2 separate regions of the Mus musculus genome follow, and region 2 is linked to region 1. Evidence: chromatin contacts called from ENCODE Hi-C or POLR2A ChIA-PET data. All regions are on one chromosome and are shown on one strand. Each heading gives the region's core, a stretch centred on a gene start or an enhancer-like site at or near the end of the contact. The rest is flanking DNA. Distances are from core to core; before and after follow the strand shown. Region 1 holds the start of Socs1 (suppressor of cytokine signaling 1). Region 2 overlaps Clec16a (C-type lectin domain family 16, member A).

What was found. Hi-C counts contacts between places; a loop is a spot of excess contacts on that map. ChIA-PET counts read pairs that join two places held with the same protein, here RNA polymerase II (POLR2A).
Region 2: a map of heart shows a loop between it and region 1 (7-fold over the local background). The contact joins the enhancer-like site here to the promoter of Socs1 in region 1. A Hi-C loop is called at or near these places in 8 of 37 maps with a recorded cell type or tissue (CH12.LX, T-helper 17 cell, T-helper 2 cell and 2 more). POLR2A ChIA-PET finds 5 or more read pairs at or near these places in 3 of 5 experiments (Patski and embryonic stem cell).

Annotation. Positions count from the first base shown.
Region 1 is chr16:10,784,148-10,786,847 of GRCm38, reverse strand. Socs1 (suppressor of cytokine signaling 1) reads left to right here and starts at 1,312. Exons shown (of 2, transcript NM_009896.2): 1 at 1,312-1,417; 2 at 1,927-2,700. The coding sequence starts at 1,977. The coding sequence ends at 2,615.
Region 2 is chr16:10,740,616-10,743,315 of GRCm38, reverse strand. Clec16a (C-type lectin domain family 16, member A) reads right to left here. Exons shown (of 23, transcript NM_001204229.1): 23 at 1-1,702. The coding sequence ends at 1,347. Among named protein-coding and RNA genes, the nearest start is that of Socs1, 44 kb to the left of the region's middle. Within about 2 kb of position 1,380, at least 2 of the 3 ENCODE cell types and tissues checked have a DNase peak (open chromatin) inside an H3K27ac peak, as active enhancers do; they include heart, where a contact is called at or near this core.

The sequences.
Region 1 (2,700 bases), core at 63-2,562:
AGGCCCTGTGTTTAGTCCCCAGCACTGCAAACAAGCATCCGTGATGCTTGCCAGACCAGAAAGACCTGAAGGCCAGTCTAGGCTGAGACGCGCTAGAGGGAGGCAGTGCTACAAACCCAGCCTTTATCGCCCACCAAGGGTTAGACTGACCATGGCTGCACCACAACCACAGCCACACAAATTCAAGCACCACAAGATAAGTTTGGTTGTGCTTAGGATGAAATATGGCGCTCTGTGCTCTGTCTGGGGAGACCAGGACTTGGCCTCAGAGCTTCAGAGGAGCCGCCTGACAGCTAACAGAGAAACCTGTAGAGGGCAGTGTGCGTCACTGTGAGCACAGGGAAGCCTGCACGCGAACCTCATCCGCCTTCATTCATAAACATCGTCAGCCAGGCACCCACTCCTGGCCTTTCAGGACAAACTGAATCACGAAACCACACAGTGTCCTAATGATAGGTCTGACTGCCTGGATCCTAAGCCAAGGTGTGCTCGGGGCCCCTTGTACAGGCAGATGCTTGCTGGAGTCTTGACCAAAAGTTTGGGGATTACAGCTTTTTTTGGAATCACAGCCCCGCCCGGGGCCTCAGTTTCTCCGGCTGCCCACGTAGTAAGAGTGCAGAGAGTGAGTCCAGGCCCCTGGGAACCCAGCCCAACCCCGCCCGGTTTCCGAGGAACTAGGCCGGGAGCGGGGGCGCCCCTCCCGCACCGCCTTAGGCTTCCTTTGAAGCCTCTGCGGTCAGGCCACCGCTTCCTGGGAAGCCCAAGCCAAGGCCAGGCCGAATGGCCAACGGGAGGGGCCCGCACGCGGCTCTGGAGGAGGGCGGCGGCCCCACAGGTCTCTAGGACTAGCTAGCCGGGTTCCAAGAAGGGTCGAGATTGCCAAGGCCTTCGGGTCCTGGGCAGGAAGGACCCTGGCAGGGAGGAGCTGCTTGGGGAGCACAGGGTCCAGGCGAGGCGGAGCCCTAACCAGAAGAATGCAGACACCCGGAGGGGAGGAGGCGTGTCAGCCCCGCGCTAGCATCCCACACGGCGGGCTGCGATTTGGGGCGAAGGTAGAGCAAAAGAGCGGGCACCAAGTCCTAAGCACCCCAGGCACGGAACACAAGATTCCGGTTGGAGCCGGAACCCCAGAGGTCCCAATGTGGGAAGGTGCGAGGCGAAACCAAGTTAGAGGAACCGTCTCCAGGGAGAGCCTCAGGAGTCTAGAGAGAACCCGAAAGACTTGCCGGAAAGAGAAACCGAAAGCGGGGGTGGGCTGGACCTGTGGGCGGGGCCTGCCTGGTTTAAGAGCCTGATGCAGGGGCGGGCAGCAGCAGAGAGAACTGCGGCCGTGGCAGCGGCACGGCTCCCAGCCCCGGAGCATGCGCGACAGCCGCCCCGGAGCCCCCAGCCGCGGCTCCCCGCGTCCTGCCGCCAGGTGAGCCAAGGCAGCTGCGAGGGAGCAGGCGGGAGGGGATGGGAGGTGATGGGAGCAGAGCCCGGCAGGACTAACCTCGCAGACTGTATGGCAGGGTCGAGGATGCCACGCCTCTGGCGCCCCCCCACCCCCGCCCCGGCTCCCCCAGGAGGCCCCTCGCTCGAGCGGGGCGCCGTCAGCCCCTCCTCTCCGGCCCTGAGCCCTGATCCTCCGCCCGGGTTCCAGTCCCCGGCGTGGCCAGTAGGCGGCAGCCGCGAGGCGACTAGCCACCAGCGGGGACGGCCGGGAGTCGGGCCCCTCTCCACGCCCCCTTCTCCACGCGCGCGGGGAGGCAGGGCTCCACCGCCAGTCTGGAAGGGTTCCGCATACAGGAACGGCCTACTTCGCAGATGAGCCCACCGAGGCTCAAGCTCCGGGCGGATTCTGCGTGCCGCTCTCGCTCCTTGGGGTCTGTTGGCCGGCCTGTGCCACCCGGACGCCCGGCTCACTGCCTCTGTCTCCCCCATCAGCGCAGCCCCGGACGCTATGGCCCACCCCTCCAGCTGGCCCCTCGAGTAGGATGGTAGCACGCAACCAGGTGGCAGCCGACAATGCGATCTCCCCGGCAGCAGAGCCCCGACGGCGGTCAGAGCCCTCCTCGTCCTCGTCTTCGTCCTCGCCAGCGGCCCCCGTGCGTCCCCGGCCCTGCCCGGCGGTCCCAGCCCCAGCCCCTGGCGACACTCACTTCCGCACCTTCCGCTCCCACTCCGATTACCGGCGCATCACGCGGACCAGCGCGCTCCTGGACGCCTGCGGCTTCTATTGGGGACCCCTGAGCGTGCACGGGGCGCACGAGCGGCTGCGTGCCGAGCCCGTGGGCACCTTCTTGGTGCGCGACAGTCGCCAACGGAACTGCTTCTTCGCGCTCAGCGTGAAGATGGCTTCGGGCCCCACGAGCATCCGCGTGCACTTCCAGGCCGGCCGCTTCCACTTGGACGGCAGCCGCGAGACCTTCGACTGCCTTTTCGAGCTGCTGGAGCACTACGTGGCGGCGCCGCGCCGCATGTTGGGGGCCCCGCTGCGCCAGCGCCGCGTGCGGCCGCTGCAGGAGCTGTGTCGCCAGCGCATCGTGGCCGCCGTGGGTCGCGAGAACCTGGCGCGCATCCCTCTTAACCCGGTACTCCGTGACTACCTGAGTTCCTTCCCCTTCCAGATCTGACCGGCTGCCGCTGTGCCGCAGCATTAAGTGGGGGCGCCTTATTATTTCTTATTATTAATTATTATTATTTTTCTGGAACCACGTG
Region 2 (2,700 bases), core at 131-2,630, 44 kb after region 1:
CTTCCTAGGGAGCACTGCTTTCTCTTGGAAAACTGAGCATTGGGGCCTGCAGGGAAGTTAGCTTAGCAGAGTGTCAGGGTCTAATGATGAGCAGATGGTAATGTATGGGGTACCCTTGTGGCTCGCCTTTGGTGGGTACTGAAACTGGGTGAGGCCAGATCTGTAGGAAGCCATAGAGGGCCTCGCCACGGAGCCTGGAGTAGTGACCTGGCTGGCCAGTTCAGAGGAGGGAGGGGCTGATGGCACAGATCTGTTCCTTGCTGGCACATGCCTACAACTATGGGGTTTTCATACTGCGTGGAAGCAGCAAAGGGTGGGGCAGGAGGGAGGGGGAGGAGGGAGGGGGAGGAGGGAGGGGGAGGGTGGGATTCTGCTTTTGGTCACCTGTTTTGCAGCTGGGCCCCAGTTGGGCATCCACTTGCATCTTGGGAAGCAGATTATATCTGAGGATGACTTTCTGTGCCTTAAATCCTTTGATTTCTGTCACGGACACTGGCTAATGGGTCTTTCTTGGATGAAGAGAGAAGGGAGCGTGCCTGCTCGGAGCAGCGTCTGTGTGGTGTCCTGAGCAGGGAACAGACGTCATCCAGGTCACGCGAGAGCAGAGGCTTGGCCTTCTCACCCATGTGACCTGAGCGGACTCAGGTCTCTCTCATCTTGTTCAGAAGTACCTCAGTGTTTCAGGGAGAGACATCATCACCCCACAGGCTTGTAGAGTTGGGGACAGAGAAAGAAGAATCACTCAGGAAAACAGAGGAAGTGACAGCCACAACTTCAGAATAAAAACATGGAAAAGTTCTAAGGACAGAGAACCTTAACAGCTGACACTTCTAATGAGACTCCGAGCCTTATGGTTGAGGGCTTTTTCTTTTTGCCCCTCCTCCAAAATAGATTCTTTTAAAATAAATCTCTTCATTTGTTGCCAAAACCAGAAATAACTAGCTCGAGGAGATGCTTATCTAGGTTTGCTTCTCCACAGGTTTCTACCCAGAGTAACCTTGTCCACTTCTGTGCACACTGGGAGGGAAGACAAAGGAGCTGCCCAAAGGACGGTGCCAGTGGGTCCTGCCCCCTGCGGCTGTCAGGATCAGGGGCAGGGCCCCAGACCCCTCTGAGGTGGCCAATGCCATCGTCTCTACACAGGAGGCCGTTTCTAGGATCCCAGCCTGCTCAGCGAGAGGTCAGAGCAAATGAGTGCTTGGTGGTTGTCTTGTAGGGAGAGGTATGAGGGGCAGTTTTCAGGGCCACGGAGAATTGTGGGTGCTCCCAGTGTGTCTTGCTGTCACAAAATGCATGGGGGGTCCCTACCAGCGGGCCGCACACACAAAGGGAGAGCTCTGGCGCACTCAGTGCTCTGTGGGTTCCGCAGGCTCTGGGTTTACAGCACCCTCAGCTGGGGTCTCCGTATCTGCTGCAGGCAGTGTGGGGAGCTGGGAGATGCCAGAGAGGGCTCGGAGGCTGTGGGGATCGACCGGGGGGACAATGGTCAGTGACTCGACACTCAGTGTGTCAGCAGTGTCCTCGTAGAGCAAGGAGATGGTGGGCTGCTGGGCGGGAAGGAGGCTAGGGGACAGGTGCATTGTCTCCCCCTCAGAGCTCCTGGCCGATGAGTTCTTGCTGGGCTTGGAGTTGACATCCATTTCATTCCCAATCACTGACTGGTCTAGGTGAGGCTGAGGCTGTTCTGGAGTCGTGGGGGCATCTAGGTGGGAAGGAAAACAGAGATACTCTCAGCTCCAGTGACACTGTACTCAGCTGGCACCTGCCACTCCTGCACTGCACCAGGGTGGAAAACTCTGTGGGGAGACTGCTAATATTAGGGGCATGCCTGTTCCACCAACTCCTTGATGGGACCCAGAAGCTCCTAGCTTCATCTAACTTAGGCCTAGGGATAGTGTGTTAGGATCTTGGGTACCTGACTTGTGAAAACTCAGGCCTTGTCTGAAATCAACACCTGAATACTGAAAGTGAAACCTGGTCTGGGCAGGCTCTGTGTGCAGGCAGAGAGTCTGGAGCATTGCCTAATGGTAAATACAGAAACTGAAAGCAAACAGGTTGGGGCGTCTCTACAATCCCAGGCTATTTCCAGAGCCTACATTTGGAGATATTTGCCAAGGAATCCAGTGTAACAGCTTTTTTTTTTTTTTTTTTTTTTTTTTTTTTTTTTTTTTAAAAGGTAGAATGTTCTAGTTTCTAAAATCTTGTACTGTTGTGAGCTTCCGCCTTCTGCAGGCACTAAGCTTGCACCCACCAAGCAGATGGGCTTGCCCAGGGCCACTACTGAGCTAGCCTCCACCCAATGTGGAATTTTTAGTATATGTGCTGCCAAAACGAGCACCCAGTGTAGAATTGTTGTTGTTGTTGTTTGTTTGGTTCTTTATTAAACCCTTGGAGACTGGATAGATGCAGGCCACTTGCTTTTCAATGATGCCAGCCAGGAATGTGTGGCATTCAAGGGAAGAGCCATTCAGCACTTCAGCCTGGGGACTTTAAGACCCCGAGAGGAGGTGCTAGGGATGTGGCTTGGCTACACGTTCATATCTGTATGGATTCTAGGGTTAACAGGCCTCCGAAGAAGATGGCAACTGTTCAGTCCTAGAGCTTCATGAGGGGATTTGGGGCAGATGGGATGTAGTTTTAGTTCAATGTTATTCTGGTGACTTCATTTTGTTTTCTAAAGCCAAAATAAAACAGAAAAGC